2 separate regions of the Homo sapiens genome follow, and region 2 is linked to region 1. Evidence: read pairs that join two places in POLR2A ChIA-PET (ENCODE). Cell type or tissue: endothelial cell of umbilical vein. All regions are shown on one strand. Links, peaks and the distances in the headings refer to the core of each region. The heading gives the core; the rest is flanking DNA. Region 1 overlaps ABCA4 (ATP binding cassette subfamily A member 4). Region 2 overlaps ARHGAP29-AS1 (ARHGAP29 antisense RNA 1).

The links. Peaks named below come from ENCODE experiments on the same cell type or tissue, not always from the same donor. Only the 100,000 strongest peaks of a DNase experiment are listed, where the experiment ranks them.
Region 2: POLR2A ChIA-PET joins it to region 1 with 6 read pairs; 3 of 35 experiments call an interaction of 5 or more read pairs at or near these places.

Annotation. Positions count from the first base shown.
Region 1 is chr1:94,035,790-94,041,170 of GRCh38, reverse strand. It overlaps ABCA4 (ATP binding cassette subfamily A member 4), which reads left to right. Exons shown (of 50, transcript NM_000350.3): 24 at 1,044-1,128; 25 at 3,821-4,026; 26 at 4,383-4,431. Among named protein-coding and RNA genes, the nearest start is that of ABCA4, 83 kb to the left of the region's middle. RefSeq lists an enhancer at 3,340-4,539. In endothelial cell of umbilical vein, for the core only: a CTCF peak has its summit at 1,493 (motif pointing left); DNase peaks (open chromatin) are centred at 1,450 and 2,470; H3K27ac peaks cover 3,365 bases.
Region 2 is chr1:94,262,591-94,267,971 of GRCh38, reverse strand. The region is part of intron 2 of ARHGAP29-AS1 (ARHGAP29 antisense RNA 1); the gene reads right to left. It also overlaps a transcript of ARHGAP29 not described here. Among named protein-coding and RNA genes, the nearest start is that of ARHGAP29-AS1, 17 kb to the right of the region's middle. In endothelial cell of umbilical vein, for the core only: no CTCF peak of the experiment used is centred there; DNase peaks (open chromatin) are centred at 1,891 and 2,741; H3K27ac peaks cover 1,976 bases.

The DNA of each region.
Region 1 (5,381 bases), core at 1-5,000:
GAAGGAGCACACAGCACGGGGCTGCCACTCCAGACATGGCTACTCACACAGGCTCTCGCCACCAGAATCAGTGTCTTTGTTCTGGGACCATTTGCAGAAGATTTCGATGAACACATTCTGAAGCCTCCTCCTACAGAGATGCTTTAGCCAAAATGAAACAACTAGCTTTAAATGGTCTGCAAGTATTACATGCCAGATTACACACCAGTTTGGTGCGGTTTGGTGCAACATAGAAGTGAGTGTCTTATTCTGTAAGGTTAGGCTGTTTTAAGAGCAATTGGTTGAGCTTCATTTCAACATTAATATTCCCTAATTAAACCTGAATTTCAGTGGTAAGTGAAAACTAAGAAGAGGCCTCCTTGGGTGCTATAACATAAAAATGATGAAGGCAAAAAGTACCAACCAGCAGAGACCACTTCAGCACATCAGGAGACCCAGTTTTATGTCTGTGCTGCGAAGTGAACAAACTGTGTCATCCTAGGCAAATTATTTAATTCCTCCTTTTTTTTAGTATTTTTTTCTTCTTCACATGGAACATGAAGCTAATGACCTCTGCTTCTATTTCTTAGGGATGTGAAGATAAGTGAGATAAAGTATTATAAATGTGCTCTGGGCTTCTTAAGAACAGGCATTGCTCACATTCAAATGGTCATGATTATGATATGGCAGCATTATTTATGCCTCTGGTTTAAGTGTCTGGCTGCCGCTGGGGTTTCCTATGTCCATCCACGGGGAGGGAGGCACAGAATGTCTCCCACAGGCAGAACCTACAGCTGCCACATAATTGATGACAAGCCAAAGGGACCCTTGGAGGTTCTGCTCCTCTCTGTGTGTGACTCACACACTCTCTAGGATAAAATCAAGCGACTACACCCTCAAAATGCTCAGATGAATTAACAGATTAAACAGTGAAGAAAAAAATGTGTTGACTACACTTGGCAGTGAGAAATAAATAAAGCGGGCGGTGACAGCAGCTGGCATCAGGGAGAGGCTGTCATGGAAGGGATGTGCATCTTGTCAGTCATCCCATCCATCTGTTGCAGGGGACCTGCAGCTGCTCGTCTAAGGGTTTCTCCACCACGTGTCCAGCCCACGTCGATGACCTAACTCCAGAACAAGTCCTGGATGGTAAGGACTGGACGGGCCATACTTGGGTTCCGTCTGGCAGCCATCTCCCAGTATTGCTGGGTGTGTCCTGTTGTGATGCATTTTAATGGGAGCAAAGAGAACACTGGGTACTTCTGCAGGTCACACAGTTGTTCTTTTGCTTTGAGCTTCTTTCTCCTCTTCCTTCTTCCTTCATTCCCAAAGGGATTTTAAAAGTCATGCACCTAAAGGCCCTCTCCCTTTAATGAGGAATACACTCTGTGCTCTTACCCTTAGTAAGCCATCATTCCTGGGGTCCCCCTGCCCTGGCTCCAGGCCACATTCCTTAGTGTCTGGGGAGAGCTTCTTCTACATGTGTGCCGTGGCGCCCTCTAGTGGAAGCATGGTGATGCACGGCTCTTCCAGTGAATTCGTGGAGTCAGAGATTGCACATGTGGATGGCAAGTCTGGAAATAGCATACACCCCTGTTATACTCCTGATTCTCCCCTCAGCTTCCCAATTTCCCAGTGATTCTCCCTTTAATTAGGATGCACTGAAGCTCTCAGGGGTGCCCCCATCTCCAAGGAGCTGCAGTGGAGAGGCTATCCCCTCTCTATGTGAGAGAATGTGTGAGAAGCGTATTCCCACACAGGAGCAAAACTAAACTTACGTACTGATGCAGGTTAATGAATGGGGAAAGTATCTGCTTATCAAAGAAAAGGCATATTTTTCTATTTAGCACAAACTTTTTCAAATGTTAAGAATTTACTAACTGAAATCTGGTGAAGCAAGAGAACCGGGCAATATTTGCGTTGTCTGATCATTACAACTGGAGGGAACATGCTCAGAGAGGCATCATCACTGTTCATGCACCTGCCCTCTCTTTACACTGAGAGACCCTGTGATGAACAGAAAACATCTTTTTAGGATGACATCTCTGGGTCTTTCTCCTAGCCTGCCTTGCTGTGGGTACCTATCTCCCTGCTCTCTGAACCTTGGTCAAGAAGTTTATATTTGTTTTAAATTGATACTAATATGTTAAGTTACTGTGATTTGCCAAAATCAGATTGGAAACAGGGCCTGCATGGCTGAATGATTCTTTTTTTTAAATTACTTTATTTCTAAATAAAGGTTTTCTTTGTATAGAATCGGGATGCTGTGAATGGTGGGAAATGCACTAAATAGTTATGCCCCAAATAAGAAAGGGAAAATCATTTGAATCCCCAGTTAGCTCCTTGAAAGTCTTTTCACTTAAACACACCCACATACCACACACACACTCACAGACCTCCCTCCCAGATGCCCAAAGCCCTGCTGACCTACAGAGCTACTTCTGGAAAGGCTGACACATGCCTAAGACACAATTCCTGGGAATCCAGCAGCTTTGGGTTCAATTTCCTTCCTAAAAGAACAATGAATATGACCCCTGGAGAGCTATTAGGGCAGAGCTGCTTCCTTAACGTAAAGGACTCTCCAGCCTCCGTATGAAGTCATCTCAGAGCTAAAGACAATCAAGTCCAACTTGCAGATTTGACATAAAGCAAGACTTCCAATCCGGCTAGGCAGAAGGATTTTGGTTGAAAACCATGAAATCCCTTCATATGGATCATTTTTTAAACAACAAAAAAAGAAAAGAACCTACTGGGTGTCCACAACTCTGAGAGCTGCTTTCTGAAGAGTCATGTTTTGAGTCCTGGAATCCCTCTCCCTTTGACCTGCCTCTCAAGACAATGTGCGAGAGAACTCTCTCTTCAAGTGCATGCAAGTGAGGTTTTCACAGTTAGATTTTTAATTTTAAAGTAATACACATTTGTACATAAAATTCAATTCTGACTGTATACATGTGTCAGATAAACAGTTGATACCTGACACTTGTTCACAGTCTATGATACGCACCGCATATCCTACCCTCTCCCCCAGCCTCTCTCCATGGCTTCTCAACCCCCCCTCTGCATTTCCTGTGACCTGAGGATTCAGTTTTGTTTGTGGAGGCAGGTGCAATCCCAAGAGAAACTGTGCAATCTTCTGAGAAGTTAGAGTAGGCATGTGTGTGTGATTTAGGGAAGGTACTTCTCACTCAGCTTGGTCACCGGTTCCAGGTTTGTGTCTTGGGCAAGTCCCCCATAGCTGGTGACAGACCAGAAAAATGAAAACAACTTTGACTTAGCCCTCAAGTTTTCAGTGAATGAGAATGAAAAACAACCATGAGTAAGAGATTTCTTACCGAGATGATGTAAAGGATAATAATAGCAGCCAGCACTCACCTATGTGCCAGGTATTTCTCTAACTGCTTTGTGTAGTTTGACTCATCCAGTCCTCAAAAACAACAATGAAGTGGATACCAGTATTTTCCCCTTTTCACAGATGAGGAAAGTCTAATGTGACCCACCCAACATAACATAGTTTGAGGGGACAGAGCATTTCGTTGAACAGAGGAGGAACTGGCACAGGAAAGTTGCATGACCCCCCCACCAACCTCCGCCCCCAGGTTGCACAGCTAGCTAGTCGGGAGGACTTTGCTTCCGTTTCCCTCTGCCTCTCAATGATGATCTCAGGGCCAACTAAGCTAAAAGCAGACTTGATGGAGCATCAGTCCTCTGAAAGAGTCACTGCCGAGATACAAAATACCTCTTCTTCAAAGGGGAAGTGGAGAGAAGTAGGAAATCTGGGTAACCTCACAGTCTTCCAGTTTCTGGAAAACAGAGCTGGCATCAGTCTTTTTTCTTGTCCTAGGGGATGTAAATGAGCTGATGGATGTAGTTCTCCACCATGTTCCAGAGGCAAAGCTGGTGGAGTGCATTGGTCAAGAACTTATCTTCCTTCTTCCAAATAAGAACTTCAAGCACAGAGCATATGCCAGCCTTTTCAGAGAGCTGGAGGAGACGCTGGCTGACCTTGGTCTCAGCAGTTTTGGAATTTCTGACACTCCCCTGGAAGAGGTAAAGTAGAGATTCCAGCTGGTTTCTGTCAAGTGCCAGAAGTGGCGGTTCTTTGAAAAAGTCTAACATTAGAGCAAAGTTTTGTAAAAGCAAAAAGCCATCGTTCCCCACCCAAGCATAGCAACTATCTTTATTTTTGGCATAGTTCCCCCATCTCTGCATGCATACAAATTTTATGTACTTGTGGTTACTGTGTGCTTACGTTTTTGTATTTATAGAAGATGATGTTCTCAGATAGAGTCGTAATGGATTTTCTTCCCATTATGAAGCAATACCCAACAAAACAGAGCTTGGGTTAGATTTTTCTGAGAATAAGAATGACTAAACAAAATTCTCTCTTTTTTTCTTCTTGACAGATTTTTCTGAAGGTCACGGAGGATTCTGATTCAGGACCTCTGTTTGCGGGTATGGTGCTGGAGCCAGTGGCTTGTTCCCTTCCTTGCCTCCCTCCCAAGTTCCATCTCGAAAGTCTAAGGGGCTGGGCACAGTGGCTCATGCCTGTAATCCCAGCAATTTGGGAGGCCAAGGCAGATGGACCACCTGAGTTCGAGACCAGCCTGGCCAACATGGTGAAACCCCATCTGTACTAAAAATACAAAAATTAGCTAGGTGTGGTGGCGCGCACCTGTAATTCCAGCTACTCGGGAGGCTGAGGCAGGAGAATCACTTGAACCTGGGAGGCAGAGGTTGCAGTGAGCAGAGATTGTGCCACTGCACTGCAGCCTGAGCGACAAGAGCAAAATCCATCTCAAAAAAAAAAAAAAGTCTAAGGAAAAAGTCATGAAACAACAAAGCAGGCAAATACTCCTCCATAGTATCTGACTCCCCAGTAGTAGGCATTTTGCATCCTAGATGGCTTTGAGTGACAAAGGAATAACAGACTGAGTTAGGTCTAGATGGGGACACTTTGGATGAATGAGGATTCTTACGGAGGTCAGGTTGGTAGCTTCATCCCTCAGCTCCTCATGCTGTATCCCCAGTCTCTCGGCCTGCCATGTCATCATCCTCATCTCCTCCTGTCATCTCCACCAGGCCTCTGATCCATCTCTGTCTGCATGAGTGACAGCTGGCAGAGTCCTTAATGTTTATCAAATACAACTCAGACGTCAGTCTCCTGGCCCCTTTGAGATCAACATAAAATCATTTTGAACCCTTATTTAGTGGTCTATGGGCTTTGAAAACATGGGGACCAAAATTCCTGTGGATTCTAGAAGTCTCTCTTCTACATGTGTCAGCCTGGGCACCAACTAGCTCCTTCCATGAACTTTTATCAAACCCACAGCCACACAAAGCATGTGTGAGTGTAGCAGAGTTTACAGCAGAGGGTGGAGGGTGGGGAGATAGATGTGTGGAAG
Region 2 (5,381 bases), core at 71-5,070, 230 kb before region 1:
ACCAATATGCCAAAAAAATGTAGTTATTTCATCTAGCAGCTTGAGCATCCAAGGTCTCTTATTATATAGTGAAGACTGGGATAGTTCAAAGGAATGCAATAATACAACTATTATTTGGGAGGCACTGGCTATTAGATATGCTCAGTGTTAAGCCTTTTTCCTGGATTATTTTATATAGTGATCTCAAGTAATGCTCATTTGATGAATGAGAAAACTGAGTCTTGGAAAAGTTATGTAATTTACCCATGATCACACAGTTAGCAAGTGGCCAGGTCAGGATACGATTCCAGATTTGTTTGGCACTGGAGCCCACTATTTCATTATTTATGTTATGCTATCTTTCCACAATGTTTTATTATATTCGTGTATAAAATGGAAGATTAAACATAGGTGAATTAAATTTTCACTCACAACTATTATTTGGGAGGCACTGACTATTAGATATGCTCAGTGTTAAGCCTTTTTCCTGGATTATTTCATACAGTGACCTCAAAGAATACTCATTTTATGAATGAGAAAACTGAGTGAGAGAAAGAAAAATGAAAATAGGATTTGACAGTCACATTACACTTTTACCTGATCCCAGTACTTAACATAGGTCACTCAAGGATATTCATGGCCACAATCCATATGCAAGACTTGTGACACTGTAGCCTTTGGAAACCAAAACTATAGACCACATCCTAATTGAGAACACACCAGCAATGACTTTCCAGAATTTGGGATTACTAACACACCTGTTGAGGAGCTAAGATGGCCCCATAAGGTCCCAGTTTTCTACTTTAACAGTCCATAGTACTTTGAGACTCCTTTGTAGAAAGGCAGAAAGAAAATGCTAACGAGGCAACTGTCCTATTTCTAAGCTATGGGAGTAATTTCAACTTGAGATATAGTGTTGCATAAGCCAAAGATGAGCAAAATCCTGAGGAAGGCATGATAGCATAATAGAAAGATCCCTGGATTGAGAGCAGATCTGACTTCTTGTCCTGGCTCTACCATTAACTCATGTGACCTTGGGCAAGTAAGTCACTTCACCTCATTGAGCCTTAGTTTCCTCACATGTAAGATGTCCAAAGTTGTAAAGCTTTAAGAATGTCAATAGGTGTGCCTCCTTTAGGAGATAATGATTGGTTTTCGCAAATAGTTGATTTGTGTATGTGTCTCTGGAACGTGAAGGCAATCAGAAAGTTTGATTCAAGTCACTTAGGATGGAAAACTTCAGTGCTAGAGAGGCTATGAATACTAAGAGATAAGTTACCATGAATTTAATAAGGATGGATTAACAGGTACTCCACCTGAATGGTATTCTTTAGAACCAGAGTTATGGGAATGAGTTGGTTCTCCCAGCCTCTCTCTGTGTTCTACACCCTGAGCCCCACCACAATGCAGGTGAAAAGAAGCAAAGGCCATAGTATGAAGGGGCTCAGTTCATGAAGGGGGAAGGAAAGAAGAGATGGAAGAGGTAAGGAGTTAGCTCTTCAGTTAGCACAGTGAGCACACTATTCAGAAAAAATTAGTCCCTATCAGGAAGAGAGACTCAGAACTCCATTCAAAGCTCCGATAACTCCCCAACATAATTTGGAGGTGAGAGAATATTGATTTGTTGAGAGGAGTTTCTGGACTAGCACGGGCCCCAGGAGTTTCTAGTCTTTTTGTAATCAGGAGGAAACCAAGGAATAAGCATGCCATAGAAGGAGCAGAATGACAGTGACCAGTGTTCATTCAATGCCTGGCTTTTGAGCCTGGCTGACTCACTGCTCTGGACATGCCAGTCCATTTGCCTGTCATTTTCTATTTTCCTGCTAGCATTGCTGTAGAAAGGCCAGCTCTTCCTCTTATTCTAATCGCCTGAACCCTAAGTAGATTTCGGTTTCCTTTAATCAAATGCAGCTTGACCAGAAAGAACACCACCATGTGCCTTGCCCTGCTGGCTCATAAAATAGCCCAGAAACAAAAGCAATGTTTCTTCCCAGTCTCCCTGCATCACATGCTTGTTCTATGCCAAGTCTATAGCAGCTGCTAGAGTGGAGGGGCACCAGACACTCATGGATTTTTGGACTTTGGCTCCCATGAACCAAGAAACATATCCTCACTCTTTTGATTTTGGTGCTCCCCCATTCCCTCTGGTGAAATAGCACCCACAGCCTCTCACCTTGTAGAACCTACTAAGGTGACCAGTCACCCCCACCCTTGAAGCAGGGTGATTCAGACATTCAGCAATAGGTCTAAGGAAAAAGTCACTGGAGTCTGGGGAGCAGAAGCAGTAGAAAGGTGGGAGACCCCCACAACTGTTAGATAAAAGCACCTTGGTAGCTTTTCAAAATTGGTAACATAGAACTGGGTAAGAACACGCTATAGAGGGATGATCAGGGCATTCCAGGCAATAATTGCTGGTGTATTTCTTAGAGTTTCTTCAGTTCTGAGTGGCTGCCCCTATTATCCACTTTCCTTCCCAAGGTATGTCCCTGGAAAGGATTTGCTGGAAAAAGGATGGTCTGAGACTGGACTGCCCATACTCACATATTAGGCCCCACATTCTCAGTAGAAAACTGAAATTGGAGGGGTTAAAATATCCTATCCACATAGCTTCTGGAGCAGGGCCAGAGCCAAGGAGGAAGCAGGCCCATCAGGAATGCGAGGTCATGCCTGCCAGGGCAGCTTATAGATTCAGCTCACAGGGAAGCCAGACCCGGTCAGCAATGCCAAGGCAGAAGGGGAGCCAAACTGGGCACTGAGATATCATATGGTGGGCCAGAGGTCAGAAGCAAGTCAGGATGCTGAAGCCAGAGATGGAGCTTCAACAAAATGAGTCAGGAAGGACCTAACAGAAGTAGGGAAGGGCTGGGATGTCTGGGGAGTGGAATAGAGTTCGTTAAGATGCAGCTGGCAAACTGCCATGGCCCTTCTATGCATAATTAATACACTCCTTTCATATTCTGAAGCAAAGTCTTGAAGTATCAGTTTCTCACTGGGCTTGTAACATACGGGCCAGGGCATGCTGGGAATAGTAAAGCCTTGAGCCAAAGTGAAAGGGAGTCACCAGAGTCAGGGGCAAAGCTAGGGCAGAAGTGGCAACCCAAAGGAGGGGGTGGCAATAAGAGACCAAGATTAAACAAATGCATAGAAAATATAGCCCCATTTCACAAGTGCCAAAGTCAAAGCAACGACTAATACAGGAGATCAGCATAAGGGATCAGTGGCCTTGGCAAAGACCGGGGATGGGGTGAGATGGAGGATTGTGACATGCAAAGCTAAATCATCTGGGGAAGTCTATCTAGTAGAAGGTGGAGAAGAGCAAGAGATGACCAGGTGACTGAGCCCCAGGTAATAAGGCAGGCCGAGATGATGCAGAGAAAGCAAATATCAGCTTGATGGCAGAACATAGGATGGGACTCCCCTGAGTGAACTCAAGAGCCCAAAAGAAGCAAGTGGAAGGCAGCCACAGATGGGCATCCAGGGGCATTAGGGAGAACCACTGCCCAAACACACCAAAGCATCTGTGTCTTAGGTTTCAGCCTGTGAGCCAAAGACCATTTCCAGACCCCTACTGATTAGTAGGGGAGGGCTGTTGATGTTCTTCCCAAATGGAGTCTTCTCAGTCTTGGGACAGAAGGTGCAGGATTTGGATGGTTGAGCACCAACCATGAACAATGGAGATGAGATGAGAATTAACACAGAATCTAATGCAGAAAGACTCAGAGAGGAACCAAAGAACTCCTGAGGCTCAGTGAGAATTGTGCTAAATCATGGAAGAAAGAAATCAAGGGTTGCCATAGTCAGATGGCCATTCTACCGCCATCTCACTACAGCTACTGCCAATATGCTACTGCCAAGATTGTGAATAAGTTTGTTCTTTCTGGAGATCAATTTGGCATTACGTACGAAGAGTTATAAAAATATACCCAGCCTTTGACCCAAAATTTACACTTCTAGGGATCTCAACTAGGGAAATAGGATTGATGCAAGCTCGGTTTTAACAAGGATGCTCACCACTGTGTTACTTATACCCAAAGAACATTGGGAACAATACAAGCACTCAATAGCAGAGAACTTTTAACTGGCTAAAGTAAGGAACTTCTAGAAGATGAACTATTATGTGGCCACGTTAAATCATGCTCTTGAATGGCATGGGAAAATGTTTATATTATAAAAAGCTAAGTGAAAAATGACAGAACAAACCAAAGTACATAGTGGTGTACATGGAATAATTTCAATTTTGTGAAAAATTTACATATATCCACACAGGAGAAAACATTGACTGAAAGGAAAAATACTGAGGTATTAATAGTCACTATCACGGATAGTGATATTATATATTATTTTAGAATTCTAACCAATTTTCTAAAATGAATCTTGTATTATTATAAGCAGAAAATATAAACATATTATGTAAAACCCAAGGGGAAATAGGGAAGGGAATGGAATTCATTACACTGAAGGGCTCTGCCTCCTCATGTGATATTTCATAATTATGCATGAGTACGTGGTCTGCATGATGTCTAACATTGTTAGAGCACTGCATTTTCTGATTGCAGATGAAAACCAGATGCACAAGACCCCAAACCTTTTTTTTTTTAACTTTTAAGTTCAGGAGTACATGTGCAGGTTTGTTATATAGGTAAATTTGTGTCACAGGGGTTTGTTTTACAGATTATTTCGTCACCCAGGTATTACGTCTACTACCTATTTATTTTTCCTGATCTTCTCCCTCCTCTCAACTTCCACCCTCCAATAGGCTCCTGTGTCTGTTGTTTTCCTCTATGTGTCCATGTGTTCTCATCATTTAGCTCCCACTTATAAGTGAGAACATGCAGGATTTGATTTTCTGTTCCTATGTTACTTTGCTAAGGATAATGGCCTTCAGCTCCATCCATGTTCCTGCAAAGGACATGATCTTGTTCTTTTTTATGGCTGCATAATATTCCTTGTATATATGTACCACATTTTCTTTATCCAGATTACCGTTGATGGGCATTTAGGTTGATTCCATGTCTTTGCTATTGTGACTAGTGCTGCACATGAACATATGTGTGCATGTGTCTTTATGGTAGAACGATTTATATTCCTTTGGGTGTATACCCAGTAATGGAATTGCTGGGTTGAATGGTAGTTCTGTTTTTAGATCTTACAGAAATTGTCTTCCACAATGGCTGAACTAATTTACACTCCCACCAACAATGTACAAGTGTTTCTTTTTCTCCGCAACCTTGCCAGCATCTGTCATTTTTTTGACTTTTTAGTAATAGCCATTCTGACTGGTGTGAGATGGTATCTCATTGTGGTTTTGATTTGCATTTCTCTAGTGATCAGTGATGTTAAGCTTTTTTTCATATACTTATCGGCTGCATGTATATCTTTTTCTGAAATGTCTGCTCATGTTC